Linked DNA regions of Mus musculus: region 1 is linked to region 2. A link is a loop called in an ENCODE intact Hi-C map of the cell type or tissue named here. Cell type or tissue: heart. All regions are shown on one strand. Links, peaks and the distances in the headings refer to the core of each region. The heading gives the core; the rest is flanking DNA. Region 1 has its middle 13 kb from the start of Prkaa2. Region 2 holds the start of Fyb2 (FYN binding protein 2).

Region 1 (11,369 bases), core at 1,164-9,163, 210 kb before region 2:
ATATAAATTTAAATTTAAAATGTTTTTTATTAACTTATAAAGGAAATCACAATTTGGCAACCATTCTGGAAGTTTATAGAAAGCAATTGAATGCATTAATTTTGTACTTAGCAAAGCATAAGATGAAAGCATAGTCATCCTTTTGGAAGCTTTAAATTTATTTATTGGTATATATTTGGAACCTAGAAAAATCTCTGGCACAGACTAGGCAGTCAATGATTGCTTTTTTTTTTTTTTTTTTTTTTTTTTCCCGAGACAGGGTTTCTCTGTGTAGCCCTGGCTGTTCTGGAACTCACACTGTAGACCAGGCTGGCCTCGAACTCAGAAATCCGCCTGCTTCTGCCTCCCGAGTGCTGGGATTAAAGGCGTGCACCACCATGCCCGGCCAATGATTGCTTTTTAAATGGTTTAATAAACTCACAAATAATACAAAACATGGTGCTATGTTTTAGTGCTAATAATTAGTATTTTACTTAAATATGTTTATTTACATTCTGTAACACAGGAAAGCTAACTTATTTTCCATTTTCTTCCCCATCTTCCTCTACCTGAGACTTTTATTTTTTGCTTTCCTCTGTTATTTATAAATACACTTTTATTTTGAGAACGTCATACATGCATCTAATATTGTGATAACTACCCTAACTCCCTGTCTCTACTTTTCCCTGGATCTCCCTCCCATAGCCCCCTTTCAACTTAATGTCTTATCGTTATATAAAAATGTTATTTTGTTATATAACCTACTGAGTCTGTACATACATGCCTGCAGGGCCATCCCCCGGGACGTGATCAACCTACCAGAGATCACATCCATAAAGAAAGTTGACTTTCCCTCCCCAGGCAGCTATTGCCTGTCAGTAGCTCATCATCGAGGGATGGACTCTTGTGTCCCTCTCGCCTCTGTGACAGATCCACAAACACTTAAATCTTGCAGGGGTCCTGTCTTATAACCACAGCTGCCATGAGTTCATGAGTGGGATCCTCCTGTCCTGTCCAGAAGATGCTGTTTTACCTTAGTGACATCTGACCTCCGACTTTCGACTCTTACGATCTTTCTGCTTCCCTCTTTGCTAGTGTACTCAGAATCTTGAAGAGAGGGTGTGTGACACTGATGTCTCGTTTATGGCGGAGTAGTCCACAGACACTTGCCTTCGGTACTTTGACCCATTGTGAGTCTTTGTATTAACCATCATGCTTCTCTGATGAAGACTGAGAGTTCCACTAATCTGTGAGCATAGAGATTCATGAGTTTGGTGCCTGTCTAGCAAAATAATACCACGAGCTTCCAATCCATGGGGTCTTGGCCAGATTACAGCACCACGCATGCGTTTCCTGCTGTGGGATGGCCTTAAATCCAATCAGAAAGTGATTGGTTGCCTCTATGATATTTGTACCATTATTGTAGCCATGGGGATATCTAGTTGCTATTGTAACATCCAGTGTTCAGAGGTAAGACTGTTCATGAATTTTCTTCCCAGGCAGCTTGATAGGAAGGAGGAGGGAATGAGAAAATGAATAAACAATCTGCTGTTTTACACACACACACACACACACACACACACACACACACACACACACACGCTTGCAAGCACACCTTCACACAGAGTTAAAGGAATGGTGACCTTTCTAGGAGCCATAGATCAACAAAGGAAAAGCCCAGCACCAGGTTTGGGATAGTTCCATTCAAGATGTAGGTTGGGCACAACGGGGGAAGGAATCCCAGAGAAAAATGAAGGCTACTGTCGTTATCCTGACTGCCCATCAGAACTTGATGACAAGGCTCTATTACTGAAGGCACCATACACATCGGTCACAGGACTTAAAGAAATCAGCTGGCTTTCAACTGGAAGACTCCTATCTGCTAAGCAGTTTTAAAATACCAGTGAAGCTGTCTTATTTTAAATAAATGGAAATGAATACCTTTTGTTTGATATACACTATTTTCTTGCTGATAAACACAGAGACAGAAAGCATGCAATCCGTGAAAAGAGTTTTTCTACATTTGGAAATATCTCAGGGATATATTCACTATCCATTTACTATGCTACCAACGAACATCAGTTGTTGAGTCAGATTCTTCTTACACTTATCTCTTGTGATTTGTTTATTGTGAAAAGCTATGGAGATTGACATTATGTATTTATTAACTTGTCAGGAGAACTGTTATCCTAGTAGGCTATTAAAAAGATTTCAAATAGGCTGTGTAATGCAGTGACTTTACGGCAAAGAACAGATAATAATGTAAAGGAATGAGAAAGCTGATATAATTCCAAAAAGAAAAAAAAAAGAAAAGAAAAGAAGATGGAAACAGTAGACTGCAAACTGGTTTCTATTACCATTCAACATATAATAAACATTTCAATATCTACAAAATGATTGCTGAACTCCCTTGGCTCCATTGTGTATTTTCACGATTTGAACTTCACAGTGAAGCGAGGAAATAGATTATACAAAATTGCATCTTTACAAGTCATCCAGAAATAATATTGAAGCATCTTTTCTGCAATTCCCCCGCTCTCCCAGACTACAGCCTTCCAATTCTGCTGCCTGTTTTCGATAGATTACATAGCAAATATTGTTTTAATGTATCTACTCTCAAAGAAAACAGATTTTGCTCATGAGTTTTACATGCTGAGTCATCTTGATACAGGAAACTTAATTGCTCATGATTACTTTTGAACATTCCGATAAATGTCAATTCTTAGGTCAAAGATTTGTTAATTCTTAGTCAAGTGACTTTGCTGTATATTTTTTATTACTCATAAAAATGTAGTAACAGTGTAGACTGAGTTAATTATCCAAAACCCACATGGCTTATCTCATGAAGCAACAACTTGTGATGAATATTTTCATGTGAGTATGTGTTCTCTATCTGCACTCATGTGCTTGCATGTGGAGGCATGAAGATACCCTGGGGACCATCCTCAGGAATGCTATCTACCTCTTTTGAGACGGAGCCTCTCTTGGCCTGGAGTTCATCAGTTAGCCTAGAGTAGCTGGCCATCATAGAGTAGCTGGCCATCAAACCCCAAGGATCCTCCTACTTCTGCCTTCCCAGTGTTGGAACTGTAATCGCAGACCACCCCACATTCCTGGTCTTTTTCACATAGGTTCTTTGGTTTGACTGAGCCGTTCCCCTACCAGCAGAGATGATTTTAATTAAGGATCTTAACTCTATAGTAAGGGAAACATAGTAACTAAAAATAGTTTACACAGCAGGCATGGTGGTATGTGCTTATAGTCCCAGTACTCAAAAGGTTAAGGCAGGGGGATTGCTTGGAATTCAAGTCCGTGGTGAGCTCCGGGCTAGCCAAGGCTATATATAGCAAGACCCTATCTCTATCCTTCCCCAAATAGTGAACAGCTGAAATATTGGAAGTCTTGACTTAAACCTGAGAAATATTTTCAATACAATAAGAACAAGGTGTTTCTGTCTACAGATCGTCTCTATTAGGAGTGTTCTAGCAGATGCAGACTCAACTAAGACACCATGCCGAAAAGCCAAGCACTGAGCTCCCAGCAGCAGACTGAGAACACACACATTTTTGTAAGGGATTTATTTTTCATTTATATTTGAAAAAAAATGTTCCTAACAGATGGAGCAAAGTAAAGAACTATTCATAAAACTCTTTGGCTTAGTTCCACAAAAATGCCCCATTGATTGAGCAGGAAACAAGGTGTAGAATGTGCTATTAGCCAAACTAGGAATTCATTTCTCCAATTCATATAAGCTACTCATTTCTCTATAGCCAGTGGAAAAAGCGCCTCATCTGATACCTCTCAGTACCTGCGATTCAATTGCCAATCCACAAATAAATGTTTACGCCACTCTCTTCCATGACCTAGAGAAAAGAGCACTCTTTATTCAGTGTTGAGAAAATGCTGTCAGGGGTTGGCGTTGCCAGAATGGCATGTTCCTTCTTCCTTAGACACTTTGGCAACTCTTTCATGAGAAAGGCCTGGGGTTTTCTGAATGAATCCAAACTTTGTAAAATAAATTTTAAACTTGTGAAATAAGCAAGAGGGTTTTGTTTTTTTTTTTATTTGTTGGTTTGTTTAAGAGTTTGGACAGAGATGCAATGGGAAATGGGCAGCTTTCAAAACTGCAGAGAAGACTTCAGTGGTTAACTAAGAGGCGAAGTAAGGGCCCAGGAATGAGGAGGAGAGCCATGCAGAGGACCCTTGTGGCAAGCACTCAGTGGAAGATGTTTGAGTCTGAAATACACAGCAGTTAATAATGTACCCTTAGCCGGGTGTGGTGGCGCACGCCTTTAATCCCAGTACTCGGGAGGCAGAGGCAGGCGGATTTCTGAGTTCGAGGCCAGCCTGGTCTACAGAGTGAGTTCCAGGATAATAGCCAGGGCTATACAGAGAAACCCTGTCTCGAAAAACAAACAAAAAATGACTTTACATGTACATACCTGTTTTGGAAAGAGCCCTGAGAATATGGGTCCTGGGAAAGTCTTTTGTATCAAAAGAAGTAGACCTAAACTTCATAACAATGAAAATGAATTGTAAAACAAAATAAGAACTTCCCAAAGCTATTGTTTTCATTGTTCCCCAAACAAAAAATTTAAAGTTTTTTTGTTTTTGTTTGTTTTGTATTGTTTTTTCTAGACAGGGTTTCTCTGTATAGCCCTGGCTGTCCTGGAACTCACTCTGTAGACCAGGCTGGCCTCGAACTCAGAAATCTGCCTGCCTCTGCCTCTCAAGTGCTGGGATTAAAGTGTGTGCTACCACCTCAAGCAAATTTCTTTTTAGGCAGTAGTTTCTGAGCTTTTCTGCACTCCACCTACAATCTAGTGTACTGGAAATGTTATAATTGTTAATCTCCTTGAACCAACAGGTGGATTCAATAACGAAAACAAAACAAAACAAAACAAAAAACCAAAGCAGGGTTGCGTTGTGGATGCCGCCCACAATTCTCAAGGGAACTAAAGCTGAAATACCAAATGTCACGTTTGCAAGGATCTCCTCCCAGCGCACCTTCTTCTCCCCACTTCTTCCCACTTCTCCCTCTGCAATGGGAGAACCTTTCTGAGGCACTGGAGTGAAAACACCACTGAAACACAACGTGGGAGAAAGAAAAGTTTCCTCCAGGCTCTAGGCGATCAGATGTTCCTTAGGACCAGCGTGTGACCCAGGCTGTGAGAGGGCCCGTGACTGGAGCCACTCTGTGGCGTGCAAGCATGACTGCTGTGGCAGCTTGCAAATGACATCCTGAGCACCGTGGACTCATTGTTTGGAAATTCTGATATGGCTTCTGCATTGTAAGGGGCTGTCAAGTAAAAGACAGCCTCCCCCCCCCCCAATTTTTATTAGGTATTTTCTTCATTTACATTTTCAAATGCTATCCCAAAAGTCTCCCATATCTCTTCCCCGCCGCTCCCCTTCCCACTCACTTCTACTTCCTGGCCCTGTACTGGGGCATATAAAGTTTGCAAGACCAAGGGGCCTCTCTTCCCTATGATGGCTGACTAGGCCATCTTCTGCTACATATGCAGCTAGAGACACGAGCTCTGGGGGTACTGGTTAGTTCATATTGTTGTTCCACCTATAGGGTTGCAGACCCCTTTAGCTCCTTGGGTAATTAATTGTTACTGTTCAGGATAGTCCCTAGGCGAGGAAAACTTAAGTCCATCAAAGCTCAGGAGGCCAGCAGAGGGCGCCAGATGGACAAGTTCACCAAGGACCGGCTAGCGCAAGTATGGGTCACTTGGGTTCTGCAGTATGCAGAGAAGGTAGAACTTCATCAAACCACAAGGGAAACTCAGCACCTGCCACGTTTCTGTTTGCTGCCCGAGCTATCATAGGCTTCGGGTACAAGAATACTTTATAACATAAAGTTATTATTATTATTTTTAAAGATTTATTTTTTGATTATATGTAAGTACACTTCAGACACACCAGAAGAGGGAGTCAGATCTTGTTACGGATGGTTGTGAGCCACCATGTGGTTGCTGGGATTTGAACTCAGGACCTTTGGAAGAGCAGTCGGGTGCTCTTACCTGCTGAGCCATCTCACCAGCCCTAAAGTTATCATTTTACTTAGAAATTAGTTCATGAAGGACAGTATCTTCTAGTCTGTACCAATAAATTCTTGGATGTAAACAGTTATAAATATGAGTGAACTAATTTTGCATAAGAGGCACAGCCTTTCATTTGACAGTGAAAATAACATTCCTTCCATTATTAATTTACCAAATATTTTAAAAATGACTATAATATAAGCATTCTCAGCAGGGCAAGCGGCAGTTATAAGTATTAACAATAGTGTAAATGCAATAGCTTATTGATTGTTTAACAGAAAAAATATATATAAAAATCATCAGATCGAGGCAGCTGTATTTGGTTTATGGTTCTGTTAGTAGGGGAGGATAGAGTTGTGGCAAATGAATAGGGATACAATGAAAAGAGCTGGTTTCGTGGTGTGTGGGGGGGCGGAGAGGAAGGCTAGGGTTTTATAGTCAGTCAGAATGAAGAACTGGTCTAGAAAAGTCTAAGAACAAAAGTGATACAGATCTTTCTCCGCAGCGTCAAGGTTGATCTCTGCCAGGAATAACCAAGAGGTTCTCTGTGATGGTGAGAAAGGATAGCACGATTGCACGATGACTTGAAAAGGTAAAGCCACCCGATCACCGTGAAACAACTCATTGCTGGGACATTTACTGAGTAGCTAGATGCTAGAGACATGAAATGATCAGGATACAAGTCATGCCCCTGATTATTTTGGGCAGAGGACACATACACCTGAAAGAGAGGAGGGGGGAGGAGGAAGAAGAAGAAGAAGAGGAAGAGGAGGAGGAGGAGGCAGAGGAGCGTGTGATAGAATGAGCATAATGTCACAGCACTCTTTGTTGCTGGAATTCTAAATTAAAGAGACAGGAAACTGAGGAAAAAGCTCTGCCGGAACTTCAATTTCACCCATGTGCCACTCCTTTATTTAGCTCCTAAGGATCCAGGACCATGCTTATTGTGCTTGCTCTCAAGGGCCTGGCAGATGGTGACTGGACATGGAACAGGCAGATCCAATGGTGGGTTTAATTAAATATACTCAAGGCAGATGGTGTTGCTAAAGACAGACTGATTGGTTGTATGTGGGCGTGTGAGGGACGGATTCACGAGGGAGGTGAGTTTCGAGAGACATGGAGATGTCTGTGAAGTAGATTGTGACGAGTATCAAAGAAGGGAATTTAACCCTGATAGCAAGAGTAGGGAAAAGCAGACTTCAAAGCAGAACTGAAGGGAGTTTGACATAGGTATTGATTATTAAACAACACATTGTTAGACTATTAGAACTGCTGCATCAGGAAAAATAAGGTAAGAGTCAAAGCTGGCAGGACCACACATCATAAGAAACCATACATTTAGACTTTCGATGGAAAATTATTTTGTAGTGATTTTTTTTCAAGCTGAATTTTGCCCACTATGGTTTTGAATTCTAAGGAAGTATGTAAAGTAAAATAAAATAAAATAAAATAAAAAGCACACCCAGACGATTGATTTAAGAGGTGCCTAGACTAGGCTACCTATCTTTGCATGTTAATCTTTAGGTAACATAAAGTCTTTGAACACGTTTGGGGAAGGGAGTGATAAGCTACAAAACGTGCTTCATGTGATCCATCCTCCTGCACTACTGAGCCAGAAAGCCATTTTCCCCTTACCCATAAGTATTCATCAGTTTCTGTTTATCCTCTTTATTTCTCAGTTCCATCCCCTTCGCCTCCTTCCTTATAGAGGCTTCCACTAGAATGAGTTCTCATCATTCGATCCCTGATGGAGAGCAAGAGCCTCTAATGCATTGCTCTGCACTGTGTAGTCGGTCCTTCCCAGGCACTTGGCATAGCGCTTAGTTCAGTTTTTAAATTTACTGACTACACACGGTTTTCACTGGAGTGCAGTTTCCTGGAGAGTAGAGTGATGAAGCCCGGGAGGGCTGTCACACTGAGAGGATTGCTACCTGTTCTCAGGTTACTCACTCTTTTATACATTAGCAGGTTTCCCTTTCAGCTTGGGCAAGCCCATCAGCATACCAACATGCTATAGTTTTCTTCATCTTAAAAAAACAAAATCAAACAAGAACTCTCTTTGTCTCCACTTATTTATTTGCTATTGCTACTGTCTTCATAGTTGAATTCAAATATGTGGAGCTGGGGAGATGGCTCCCTGGGTAAAAGTACTTGCTGCCTAAGCATGAGGACTATGTTCCTGTTCTCAGACCCAACCTTTAAAAAAAAAAAAAAAAAAAAAAAAAAAAAGAGCCAGATGCAAAGTACAAACACCTGCAATCCCAGCATTCCCATAGGAAGATGAGGCAGAGACAAGAGAATCCCAGAAGCTCACGGGCCAGCTAGCCTGGCATGTGCAGTGGGAAAACAACCAAAGACCTTGCCTCCGACAAGATGGAAGACAAGGACCAACACTCTTCCCACATCCACACATGCACCATGCATGCACAAATGAGTGCAGGGTGTATGTGTGACACACACACACACAGAGGCAGGAATACCCACACCTCAAATACATCTCTGCTCCTTTTCATAGCCAACTTAATAGATATACTTCTTCCCTTTTTTCCAGAAACTAATTTCACTTACAAGTTCATCTTCATTACTTTCCTTGTGGTTTGTCAAAGTCATCAAACCCATTAGAAACTCTCCATTATCTTGACCTCTGATATCTTGGCTGCATTAGATAGAGTAGATAACAGTGTCTTGAAATAACTGGTAACACATCTTAAGTTTCCACCTAACTCAGTGGGCATTCCTTAGAGACCTTCGATGGCACCTCTTCTTTTCCATGTCTCCAAATCTGGAATAAATAAATCCTGCTATCTCTTCCTTTGCTCTCTATATTCACTTCCAAAGTAAATCCAAGACTGAACTCTAGTCCTGCGTATAAAGGTGGATGATTCTGAAACGCCGTCATGGTTACTATTGTCCACTTGACAGGATCTAGAATCACCAAAGAGGCAAACATCTGGGCTTATTTGTAAAGGAATTTCTAGACCAAGTTAACTGAAGTGTGAAGATTCATCCTAAATGTGGGTAGCACTGTTCCATGGAAAAGGAAAGAGGGAGTCTACCCTCATCCCCCCAATACCTCCCAAGTGTGGATGCAGTCTAACAAGCTGCCTCACCTTTCTGCAGAATAATGAACCACACCCTCAACTGTGAGCTAAGACAAACCTTTCCTTAAGTTGCTATTATCAGCTACCTCGTCAGAGTACTGAGAAAAAAGTGAACATGTACTTACATTTTGAGATTAGATAGACCTTCCTCTCCATTGTGCCCTTTTGCGGTTGACCACAAGCCTTGCTGGATTCCTATAAGGCATTATGAACTTACCACAGTTGAAGCAGAAGTTTGTCATCTAACAATTCCCTTCCCATCCCTAATTTTTCAGAAAAAAAAATTATATCCCTTTTGTAAAATCAAAAGGAAAAACATTCAGTTGAGCTATAGACATGGAAGAGAGGCTGCCCAGTAGAGGAGGCCTTAGGTTCAAGCCCCTGAGAGCCAAGTTTTTGGTTCTTCTCTTTTTGATCTTTATACATTTCATTCAGCCACCAGCAACCTTATGTACTATCTTCAGTCTTTCTACTGTATTTTAGTGCCTTTCTTCATCTGCACTAGACCATCCCAGTAAACCTATATCAGCTCTCATCTGGTCTACAACAGCCTTGCATCAATTCTTGTATCATTGCTCTCACTGCTTAGACAGTTTTCCACATAAACACACCAACGGACCCTTTACATTAGTCACATCATCGTGTCATTCTCCTGTTTGAACGTCTCCTGATGCATCCCTTCTAACTGTGAACTTCTCGACCCTCTTTCATGTTTGTGCTAATGAATCATATCTAAGCTCTGGACGAGCTTTCTCTCCGGTCGTCTGGTATATGCTGTGTGTTGTGAACTTGCTGTTCCTTCTGTCTGAGATGGATTTATCCATAACATTCCAGAAGTGCCTTCATTCATATAAGTCTCCCTTTACATGATTCTCAAATGCTGCATTCCCAGACTTTCTCTGACAACTAAGTACAAGTGCTTGGTCAGTCTCTTCCTCTTCTCTCTGAGATTATTGACTTAGCTTTGGGTTTCCAGGCAGCACCCACCACTAGCATTACATTGTCTTTTATGGTTGGCTGATTCTAGCAGGAGACTGCTAGAATGTGACAAACACTTGCTTATCAGAGTCCAGTTGGGCCTCATTGTTGGGCATGTCCTTAAGAGGCCAGTTGTAACAAGAATGCTCAACCCCACTATCTAATCAAATCCCTTACCCTCCACTCCCTCTCTTCCAGGTAATGTCTGATCACATGCCATGCTGTCACCAGAAAATCTTATATCAGTTTAGCAAGGAATTTCCCTAGTTGATTAGCAGTATTCCATCTAACAATACACCCCACCTGTGTAGACAGAGACCTTTTGGGAGTTGATTTCAATCTCTTTTCTTCCATTAACCCCCACAGTAACCACCCCTATACCTATTATAAGAGTATTAAGTAAGGGCTGCTTTCCTGTCTCCAGTGAAGGTCTGGGCTTTCTTCAACAGATGCTACCATTCTGAGTGAAAATAAGGAAAGGGCAGCGCCTGGCTTTCTCCTTACTTCACCACCAGTGAATGCACTGAGATGCTTGCTGGCCACTCAATGTCACTAAAGAAGAAATGTTGTCTAGAACAAAGGAGCAGTGCACTCACAGAGCCTGGGGATTTAAGTTGGTTTGATAGATAGTTCCATAGCACTTTAAACACAACGGTATTTTAAAAACAGCTATTCAACATTCATTAGTGAAAGTTTTAAGGCTAATACAAAACCTGAGACTTGAGAATTAAGAACCTTCAAATACCAGAGTTCAATTTGAAAACTGAGTTCTCTGGCAAAGCTTTAAAGTCTTTTTCCTTAGACGGAGAAATATTTTGTTATTTATAAAAACATTTGGAATTACCTAATTTATCTTGTTTGCACTAATTAATCATCTAAAGCTTTGTGCTTAAGGCTAACAGGATTGAACTAACAGTCGAAGCATTAATACCCATTTGAGGTCATTAAAAGTGTGTTCGAAAAAGCTCCAAATAATACACACGCTGTTGGTTTTGTCAGGGATTGTTTTAATTCCCAAGGACAGCTGTAACAGAGATGATAATCACTGCAAGGTGCGGGTGCTGTCCACTTACTCAGACCTCCGCAGCTTCAGAGTAGTCGCAGAGATAGTCGCAGAATCCATGAGGGGTCAGGATTTAACTGGTCTCAAAAGGGAGTTTGAGGTCTTTTCGCAAGAGCTTTCAACACATACATGAAAGCAAGATTTCCAAAATGCTGGCAAGATCCATAATGTTTACACAGCAAAGCAAACAGTCTTTGT
Region 2 (11,369 bases), core at 1,908-9,907:
GGTAGTTCCAAACCGCTGCCCATTTTCTGGCCCGGGGACTCAAATTTCCCTGTAAAATGGGAGTTGTTAAACTGGTTGGACTTTGAGAGATTTCCCAACTCCAGCACTTGCTCAAATCACTTGGCTGCCAATGGGCAGAGGTGAACTTCAATGTGGCTTGATTCTCAATGTGGTTCAAGCTCATCCATCAAACGTGGTGACACCTTGACTGGTAAGCACTAACTCAAAAATTCTCTCTTGCCAAGACTGGAACCAAGGGAAAACACACCTGGCCAAGAGCACAGGCTAGGATACCACTTAACTCTGCATTTGAAAAAGAACTTAGCAACTTTTTAGTATGAGGGTCTGTAAAGCAGCCCCCGCAGTGTGTGTGTGTGTGTGTGTGTGTGTGTGTGTGTGTGTGTGTGTGATGTTTGTACATGTACATATTTGTGTGCTCAGATACATATTTGCATATGCATGTGGAGACCAGAGGGCAACCTCAGATGTGGCTCCTGAGGAACCACTCTCACCTTGGTTTTTGAGGCAAGCTATCTCACTGAACCTGGAGCTCACAGATTGTGCCAGACAACTGTCCATCAAGCACAGGGATCCTCAGGTCTCTGGCTTCCCAGTTTGAGAATTGCAAGCATACACCACAAAGCCTGCCATTTGACGTGGGTGCTGCAAATTGAGTTTAGGTTCTCATGCCTGCATGGCAAGCCCTTTGCCAATTGAGCCAGCTCAAAGCATACTCTTACAGAATTCCTCCAAACCATATATTTATAAGAAACACATGTTTGCTGTTGTTTGTTTGGGACAGGGTCTCACTATGTCATCTTGAATGGTCTGGAACTGCTTTGTCGATAAGGCTGGCCTTGAGCTCAGGGATCCACATTCTTAGCCTCCAGAGTGCTGGGATTAAAGCTGTGTGGCAGCGTGTTCAGCTAGAACCTCACTATGTAGCACAGGCTGGCCTTAAATTTACAGTCCTCCTGCCGTAGCTTTCTAAATGCTAGGATTAGAGGTGTGTACTACTATGCCCAGATATAAATAACTTTTCTTTTAATAACAAACAAACAAAAAAACCTAAAGGTATCCATTTGTTTTTCTACCTAATACAGAACCAAACAACAGAAAATTAAGTGACCTAAAAAGAACATAAACCCCGCCTTCTGCATCGCCCAATAGTATAGAAGGAGAATATTAACATGCCCCAATTGGGTGAGTTTTCTATCCACAGGGCGTTGATGAAAGCCACTCTGTGGGGCTTGCCTGGTGCTGGTGCGGTCTGTGAGACCCTGAGGAAAGCCTTGCAGGAAGGCTAGCAAGCTAGGCTCATCCAGAACTGCCAGCTCGGGTGTGCATGAGGTCATCTTCAGCATGGAAGCGTCAGGGCAAGGGCTGCTGACCTAGCTCAGGGCTGTAAGACTCAGTTCTCAAAACAAGATGGGAACAGTGCTTCTTCGGAGTCTGTGAAGTCCCACAGTGCCGAATGTGACAACCTACAATGTTCAAGGCAGCCTGCCGTTTTGCCCAGACACAGTACAGGGAGCCTGCGTTCATCTCCTGAGGAGGATGTTGGAGAATGTGAGGTCAGTTTTAACACTATGGGTCTTAAACACCTACGCATCGTCAGCACTGTTCTAATGTTGATATCATTCTGATTATTCTCCTGCTTCAACCTCTCCGGTGAACTCTGAGGCTGAGTATTCCTCTGTATAATTAGCCCTTCAATCATCCCATGTCTAAAACTGACTCCTGGTCTCCTTCTAAACTGCTCAGTATTAAGTCATCTCTTAAAAAAAAAAAAAAAAAAAAAAAAAAAAAAAAAAAAAAAAACCGCTGGCTCCTTCCTTCCTCAAGCTCAGCCTTTGTGCCTTTGGGTCATCAGCAATCCTCTCCCTCCCTCCTTCCCTTCTCTAGTCAGCATAGCTCGATGACTCTACCTTTAGCATACAGATGCACCTTGACTTACCACAGGATAATGGCACAGCAATCCCATGGTGAGTAGAAAATACCATATCGTAAGCTAAAAACACAGTTGATGCACCCATCCTACTAAAACTCATTGCTTAGCAACAGAGAACACTTAGAATATTCATTTACCTGTATAGCGCCACACATGGCTGATAAAAGATCAAGAGTCACAGCTCAAAGTAGTTTTGCCAAATGAAAGCCGCTTCTGTGCCTTATAAAGCCAAAACATGGTTGGTTCAGTCATCCAAAGTCTGAGACCCCGAATCTGACACTTGTAACCACCGTCCCTGCTAAGCCAAGCCTGAGCCACTTCTTCTTAGATCTAAGCACCTTCCCTCTACCAGGCCAGCCAGCTGCTGCTCTCTCACTTCTGGCCATCTCATTTCCAAACTCCAGCCACCTGACTCTTAGGAAATGGAAGCCAGATGGTGCCACATAGCTACTTGCCATCGTCGGGCAAAGCTGGTTTCCACTAAGGGTTCCACGCCCTTTATGATGTGAGCTTCTATCCCTTGCTTGCCTTGCTTCTTTAGCGTACACTTGGCTGCTTGCTCTTCATCAAAGAAGCTTAGATGAACTATGCATCTCAACAGAATCTTTCCCCCAAAACATCCACACAACCACTCTCTAACTTAAAGTCTCTGTTCAGTTTCTTCTTCATATTTATTGACCTTTGACACTGTGCCCCTTAAAGTGGCAGTCTCCTCGGTTGTCTCATGACCTTAGAGCCTTCTCTGCTTCGAATGTCTGCATTGCATTAGCTACCGTTTAACCCTTAGAGTTTCGCTTCCTTCTCCTTTCTTACTAGTATATAAAGTGTCATGAATGTGTTTTATACAGCTACATAGCTGAGTCTGATCTCGAACTTTTGATCCTGCCTCAGCCTTCCAGGTGCTGGAACTACACTCATGTACCAGTGTGCCTGGCTAACGCAGAGATTTGGGACTATTTGGTTCCTAACTGTATCCATGTATCCAAAAAGGAAACTGACAATACAAAGGAGGTGATATATATATAATATATATTTTAAAATATATATATTTTAAAGGAATGTTCCGTTGGCTTTCTAAAACAATAGATGGATCCTCTCCAGATGAGAAACTACCCATATTTCTCTTTGGGTCCTTCCCCCTCATCTTTCTGAGCAGAGGAAGACGTGCACTGATTTTTCTTGTTCTATAAAATGTTACTAGGAAGCAAATACGTCCTTTGGTACTTTTTGTACATCCTGTCTGTTCGGCTGGAGTAATTAATTCTTGCTCCTGCTGCCTGGCTTAGAGCCGGCTCCCAGGAGCTATGATTCACCAACCTGAGCCTAGGCCCTAGCCCTGTTCTGACTGGTGGTGCCATACCATGTAGCAATAATGTACTGCCCTTCAGCTTCTTCACCTAAAAACCCCAGGGACAATGACCTCCAGGTCTTTGTCCCATCAGGTTGATAAGCAGAAGTGGTGGTGGGCAGTTCGGATGCTGGCTAGCCAGAGAGGGCAGAATGTAAATGCTTTTCTTTTCTTTTCTTTTTTCTGAATCCACAGGCTGAATCAGTTCAGCCTGGCAAGTTGCCAACTCGGAAGAAGGTCCCAAAAGTTGACCAATAGAGGTTGACATGGTGACACCTGCCTGTAATTCAAGCATTTAAAAGGTTGAGGCCAGTCTGGGCTGTAAATCCATACCCTTTCTAAATAAAATAATTTCCCCCACCCCACTAAAGGAAGTAGTTTCTAAACATGGTAGCACCACAAATGGGCTGGAACTGGGGTTCTTGGCTCCCCCTTTCCAAAACTCAACTAACTGAATGGTGTGAACCACCAGAGGTACCAGTGTTGCCAGAGATGCAAGCACCCCTTTAAAACTCCAGAGCAATCCTTGCCAGCCACAGATGAGCGAATCCACCATCCTGACTGTAAACCAAACATCTGGGTGGGAAGTAACACAATTTCAATAGTAAATAACTTTGTTCCCAAATATGTAATAGAGACATGGCACAACATGCTTGTATATATCTGTGAAATGCAAGTCACTAACAGAACAGCAGGGCAAGGACTAGAAGGGATGGGGTTAGCCAGGCAAAATCTCTGACTATGCTAACAGCATCCAGCTGATCGAAGCCATTCAAACCCTCGCGTTGCTTTTGTCAAAACCAAAATCCTCCAGTGTCCCCCTGTGTGGCTCAGACTGGCTTTAGCTTTTCAACACCCCAGCCTCTGGAGCTACCGCAAGCCTGGGCTCTGTTTTTTCATGCACCTTCGGTCTCACTTAAGTGAGATAGATCCCTAGGGCTCAAGGGCATTAGCACTTTTGCCCCAGCCCACAGAGTTCTTAGGGAACAGCGATGTAAAAAATGCCACAGGGCATATCACTTACTACGAGGCTACCTTTTCCCAGAGTCATGCTCTGTCCTTGAACCTGGACACCCATCTGCCACCGCAGAGGCCGGACAGAGAAGGAAAGTCAACAATGAAGTGACAGGCACTTGAACTGTGCCCTGAGTTAGAGAGAGCTCCTCGGGTTCTATAGAGACAGAGGGCACAGGCTGCCTGAGCAAGGCCAGCATGCCAGTTTCATAGCGGGACACCTGACATGTTTGGCCCGGCCCAGGACACACTGGCAGCTCTTTCCCTAGAGCTTCCTCCTTTGGAAGGAACTAAAGTTCGCAAGATTACAGCCCACACGCGAGCGGGTGCCTTACCTCCTCCATTGTGGTCCTCCTAGGCAGCGACTGGGAGACAATGCCAGCTTCCCAGAGTTGGATCCTGGGGCCAACAATGCTCTCGCCTCCGCCAGCCAGCTTGCAGTCACTTCGCCTGTCCCGGAGGAGCTGGAGCCGGGGCTCCTCACCTGCTCCACCTGGGCTGTGGCTCCTCCCTCTCTCGGGTGGGCGGGCCTCCATCCTGCCAGCCGGACCTGCTGCATAGGGGTAGGGGCCGGTGTGTGGGCAGAAGGCCACTGGTCCCGGGCTTCCTTGCCATCACTCCCTTTGCACTGGTTTCATTTTGTGCCTGAGTCGGGTCCTCTCCCATCACATCCCATCTGGGGGAGTTTCTGAGAGCTGAGTACATCTTGTCCCTAAAGTTAGACTGAAAAAAAAAAAAAAAAAAGCTCAGGACACCGTGATCTCCTTTAGTGAGCGCCCTCACCCAACTCCGCCCCTGCTGATGGCTACTTAATTTCACAAAAGCTGCTCAGGGCTCCTAGAAAAGAAAGCTCTTAAGTGTCGCTAAGCTGGCAGGTGCTTTTATTGGGGGGGGGGGGGGGGTGAGCGGAAGCTGAAATAAATTACACCTGTTTTTAAAGACAGGCATGGTCGCGGTGTTTTAAGACATGAATCCCTTTAGCTCTTACAAGTAGCCCTGGAATCAAGTTCAGCTGTCCTCCTTTTAGCAGGGCACTAACTGGAGCTTGGAGAGATGGCCTTAACTAGCTCGGAGTGATGCTGGTAGGATGCTGAAGGAAAGGAGCTCTGATGGACAATGACTCCGGGTTCTGATTTCTTTGCTGTTTCCTGCCTGAGCTGATCCTGGCTGGAAACCCAAACTTCAGTTCCTAGATTTGGGGTGGGGGTGGGGGTGGGGCAGCAGATCTCTCAGCTGTCCTGGGGATTGGAGGTGGGCAGGTGCTCTGATTTATATACGGCCTGCTGAGTTTCATTGCTTTTTATGGACTAAAAAAAAAAATGTTTTTGTTTGTTTGTCTGTTTGGTTGTTGTTTGGTGCAGGTTCTCCTACTCAAGCTGCCTTCAAACTCACATTATAACTTGGAATGCCTCCAACCAAATCATTATTGTTGTCTTCTCTGTTTATAGCCCTGGCTATCCTGGCTATCACTGTGTAGACCAGGTTGGCCTCAAACTCACAGAGATCTATTTGCCTGTGTCTCCCTAGTGCTATGATTTAAGGCATGCACCACCATGCCTGGCTTTCAAAGTCTTAAAAAAGGTCGGTAACCGTAGGCCATCGAGGCGTCCCTGAGACGCTGCAACACTGAGAGGACAGTGAAGGTGTGCTGACTACCACACAACACCCACTGTTGGGTAGGCGAGACATGGGACCAGTACTTTGTCCACTCCAGAGTCACTGTCAGACCCTATGTGAGATACACATTAGACAGCATGCTTCCATGTATAAACACTGGCTCCTCAGACTTCAAGGCTTGAATGTGAACATGATTTTAGCAATAATCAGAATAAATTGTATATATCCCATGATTACCTTAAATACTTAAATTTTATTTTGTGTATTGAACACAGAAATTCATAATAAACAGTATTTATAATGGAAACAAAAAGTCTTAAAATAATAAGATTCCCTTGTCTTGACAGGAGCAGGGGAAGGAGAGTAGGTAGGAAGTACTGCTTGCTTGTCCCCTAAGAGGTAACCGACTGCACGATTTTCACTTTGCCCAGCACTGCTCACAGTCCTTTGCTGTCTTTCCTCAAGGCCAAGGGTCCTTTATGACCTATGCTCAGCACAGCTCTGCGCCCCAGGGGCCATTGGGCCTCCAACATCCCCATGGTCCCAACACAAGGGCTCCCCCTGGTGGCGTCAGGACAGCCTACATGGCCGAGGATAAGCAGGGCTTCAGGGTCTCCTAGAGGTTTCCTTTGGTTTGGCCCTAAACTAGTTAGAGTGGTGAGTCCTAGTGTTTACGAGGTACCTTCATTTAGCTGTTGGGCGTGGGGACTATATTGCCAGTAGGCTTGGCCTCCTCCTCCTTCCCTTGGGCTCTTTTGAATTTCCTGGCCTTTTCCTATACTTACTACGATCTAACTGTAGTTAACATTTAGAAGCTAGGATCTGCATGTGGGCAAGGAAGAGGTAGTTTTATTTCTAAGCCTGGGTTACCAATATAATGTTTCTTACTTCTATGTTTTCCTATGAATTTTATAACTTGGTTTTACTTTACAACTGAATACAATTCCACCTTGCATGTGTAACCCATTTCATTACCAGTTCATCTGTTGATGGACATCTAGGCTGATTTTTGTGTTAAGAGAGAGAAAGAATATGATGTTGAGTGAGTGGAAATGGCAGGATCTGGGCACAGTGGAGAAGGGGAAAGAGTATAACAAAATATATTGTATAATTTTTAAATTAATTAACTCTTCTGTGTGTATTTTGTCTGCATGTATTTATGTGCAGTACAGGTCTGAAGTGCATGCAGAGCCAGAAGAGGGTTGTTTGTTTGTTTGTTTGTTTGTTTTTTATCTTCTGGGACTATAGTTACAGACCACTGAAAGCCACCATGTGGGTGCTGGGAATCGAACCCAGGTCCTTTGTAGAAGCAAGTGCTTTAACTAGCGTCATGTCGCTTGCTCATTTATCTCTTGATGACAAACATCATGACTTAACTGAGGCCAAAGGGATGATAGGGGAAGAGGAAATTACAGAGGCAGAAAAATCCAGTGGGAAAGGGGTTGGGGAAATGGAGATGCCAGGAGGATTACATCAGAACTAAATGTGTATGGACTTTTGGGGACATTATTTCTTCAATAATTATCTATCATTATGTTGTATTAGATATTATAAGTAATAAAAACATTGCTAAGTAAACAGACAAAAGAGAGAGGTAGGAGAGTAGTCGCCTAGCACCATGTATCATCCTGAAAATTATCATAAGATGCAGATGGAAAATACAGTTCCCACTAAGTCCCTCTGTGATGTTCTTTGTCTTTAAAGTGAAGGCCAGCAAGGTTAACTTCAGGACTAACGGCCATCTGAACTCTGGCAAGGTTCTTAGCACTTCGCAAGACCCCACATGCCATTCCTCTTGTCCTCTCTCCTCTTACCTCAAATCACTGTTATCAATGTTGCAATGCACAGGTCACGCCTAGCTACGGGAATGGGGTAGCACTGTTTCATCCTCCACCCTCAACCGCAGTGATCTCAAATTGCTCACAAGCCCCATCCTGTGATTGAGCTGGTCCCAGTGAGTGGGTGCCCAGCTCCACCAGAAGACAAATCACACATGCTGACACGGGAGGGGGAAAGCTAGCAAATACAGTCACTGTGAAGAGTTGGAGATGTGAGGTCTGAATTTTGACCTGAGTAAAACTAGATCTCACTGTACCTTAGGAATGAACACTATTCAGTCAAGAAAGATGCGATCTGACCAAGTACCTGGTACTCTGGCCCCGGGCCAGGAGAAATTGCCCCATGAGTTCCAGTTAACCAGGGACGAGGAAATGGCTGATTGCAAATGTCTCAGACTATTGTCTGCAGAAAACAGGACCATAGACCTTGCAGACTGCTCCCTAATTATCTTTATTATAAGCCCTACTCTCTAGTTGAGAACTGAGGCACACACAAGTTAAGTAGTCTCCTAAGGGCAACATTTAGCAAATGGAAGAACAGAAATTCCAGTCCTGATAGCCTGGCTCCAGTCTCCACCCTCGCAGCCAGCCTGTTTGCCATTTCTTTCAATGTTCAAGAAATACCAAACAATAAGCTTACAGGGTCTGAGAGCTTAAAGGTTTAAAGTAGGTTCCCCCAAATTAAGTTCTGAAAGTGGGAGGTGGGAGATCTTAACAGATAGACTGAAGTTGGGCTCAAAATCTTCTTTTAATATCTTTGGTTTGCTTTTCCTATAGGAGACACGGTGTGCCCCATCTCTGAGGAATTCTATTGCAGTGGATAGATACCATGACCAAGGCAACACTTACAAAGGAAAACACTAAACTGGGGCTGGCTTACAGTTCAGAGATTTAGTGCTTTATTGTCATGGTGGAAAGCATGGAAGCATGAGGGCAGACATGGTGCTGGAGTAGGAGTTGAGAGGTCTACATCTTGATCTGCAGGCAGGAGGAAGAGACTGTGAGCCATTAGACCTGGCCTGAGCTTCTGAGACTTCAAAGTCCACCTGCTAGTGGCAAATTTTCTACACCTGCTCCAACGTGGCTACACCTTCTAGTAGTGCCACTCCCTACAAGTCTACGGAGGACATTTTTATTCAAACTACCACACACCCCCATTTAAGTCCTATCTATTTTTTGGGCTACTGCCCTCCAAGCCTAACTTCATTAGTCATTACTGGAGAAGTCATTATTATCTTCTCCAGAGAGCCTATGACTATCTACAAAAGACAAAATCAGACCTGTTTACTTTTACTCATAGAAGGAGGGCTTTGGAAGGGTCTTTAGATCCTTTCCTAAAATTCTAGCTATTCCCTGCCTTCTGTGCTGTACCTCCTAGCTGTAATTCTGTCCAAACTGCCTGTGGTCTAGGAAGGTGAAGAGGTTTTTTTTTGTTGTTGTTTTGGTTTGTTTTTTTTTTTTTTTTTTTTTGGTTTGGTTTGGTTTGGTTTGGTTTGGTTTTTTTGTGACAGCGTTTCTCTGTATAGCTCTGACTGTCCTGGAAGTCACTCTGTAGATCAGGCTGGCCCCAAACTCAGAAATCGGCCTGCCTCTGCCTCCCAAGTGCTGGCATTAAAGGCATGGGCCACCACTGCCTGGCTGGGAGGTGAAGAGTTAACGGAAGTGGGGACTCCATATTTGCAGTTTGAGGGAAGTCACCACTCACACTGGGGTGGGACTCTTCAGTGGTGAAGCTCCTTGGGAGCCACCTACATCCTTCAAAGAACCTCTCGCCTATGCTTCTGTGAGTAAGCTCAATAGACTCGTTGAATCACTGAGCTAGACTTGGGCACAGTCACAACTTTGGTCCCTGGTTTCAGCCTATCTGGAGTGAACAAACATTCATTTGTGAATTCCAGGAAAAGATAATGCAACAGGCAGTGAATAGCAGACAACTGTATTCTGGCACATTCTAGATTGTTCCAAACCTTTCAGCCTCAGATATTTCCTATCACATCACTGTTTTTTATTTCTTGACAAATGTATTACTTACACTTTGTACCATAAGTAATGGCTTATCCACAATACCCTAAAGTGACGAAGGAATATATATATATGTATATATATAACATGGGAAAGTGGGAAGAAAGCCTGTGCATTCTCCATTTCCCTGGGTAAGCCTTGAGCACGATCTGTCATGTGGTGCACAGATTGATTGTCAGTCAGGATGCTGCTGCTGGAGTAACCCACTATTAATATTAACACTATTATTGGTTACATTAATCATGTCTGAGGACTTTCAGCAGAACATGTAATTTGTTTATGTATAATTTATATCCCGACTACTTTCAAAGGGGAAAGAAGGGAAGGGGAAAGGAAGTTAAATTTATTGGAAGTCTATTGTATAACAAGTGACACAACATCTATTGTATTCTATTTTTCATGACAGCGTTTTCAGGGTTGTTTCCCTTCTTCTCACTGAAGATAGCAAGATCAGAAAGATCATGGCAGATGCCCTGGTGTACGAGCACACAGGTTTAATTCTTCACCCCCCCCACGGTGTGTGTGTGTGTGTGTGTGTGTGTGTGTGTGTGTAGTTGCACGCGGAGGCCAGAGGTTGACATCAGGTGTCTTTATCTGTCATTTGCTACCTTATTCCTGGGACAGGGGCTCACACTGAACTTGGAGCACATGAACTATGCCTGGCCTGCCAGCCCCTGGCATACGCCTGCCTGTCTCTGCCCACAAGCACTGGACCACAGACATGCAGTTGACCATCAGGCTTTTCCCACGAGCAGGAAGTATCCAGACTCAGGTCCCCATACTCCACTGATCCAGCTCTTCCCAGGCGTCCTTCTTCTCCTGAATTGTTTTTTTCCTTCCCCCCATGATGGCCTAAAAAGACTTGAGCGATATGATATCAAATAAAACAAGATGGTTAAAAATGAAGAATAGGGTTCTATAGCAGACAGGCAGACAGGTAGGTAGGTAGGAAGGGATGGACAACCAATCAGAAACATGGAATGAATTACTATACAATATATGCCTATTTGTAGATTATATATAATGATGAAAAGCCTAGAATGATCTTGGCGGTCTATAGACCTATAAGAAGTCTTGATTCTTCTTTGCTTGAGAAAAGTATACAACCCAGTATTTAGTGTTCTCATTTTCTGCTTCTGTTAGTCAGTATCATACTATCATGTGATTTAGCAAGATGAAATTTTTTTCTTTTTTTTCTGAGAATTTCATAGTGAATACAATGAAATATGATCACAGCTACTCCCCTATTAAAATTATTCTAATGACATATTGTTATACCCATAGATTAGGATGTCTCTCAAACCCTCCTCAGAGAAGTTTCTTCTTGCAGTAGATGGCAATGTACAGAGACGAAGAAGAAACTGTGGAACATTCAGCCGTAAATGCGGTATCTATATCACACCTCTACCCACAAGGCTCAGGGACCTGTGAAGAGAGGGCAGAGGTCATAAATGATTTTTTAAAAAACGATTTTCTTGACACACCAGGACAATGGCACATGTAAGCTCACAGTGATCACGACAGAATGCACAAGACCTGTATAAACTCAAGCTAGACAAAATCCCAGCAAAAGGGTGGC

Evidence for each region. Peaks named below come from ENCODE experiments on the same cell type or tissue, not always from the same donor. Only the 100,000 strongest peaks of a DNase experiment are listed, where the experiment ranks them.
Region 1: a loop joins it to region 2, with 15 times the contacts of the local background. A loop is called at or near these places in 24 of 42 quality-filtered maps.

The regions. Positions count from the first base shown.
Region 1 is chr4:105,116,966-105,128,334 of GRCm38, reverse strand. No RefSeq gene overlaps it. Among named protein-coding and RNA genes, the nearest start is that of Prkaa2, 13 kb to the right of the region's middle. In heart, for the core only: a CTCF peak has its summit at 5,661 (motif pointing right); a DNase peak (open chromatin) is centred at 5,654.
Region 2 is chr4:104,906,970-104,918,338 of GRCm38, reverse strand. Fyb2 (FYN binding protein 2) reads right to left here and starts at 4,778. Exons shown (of 20, transcript NM_001162980.2): 1 at 4,649-4,778. The coding sequence starts at 4,657. In heart, for the core only: a CTCF peak has its summit at 6,491 (motif pointing left); a DNase peak (open chromatin) is centred at 6,478; H3K4me3 peaks cover 635 bases; H3K27ac peaks cover 289 bases; H3K27me3 peaks cover 1,936 bases.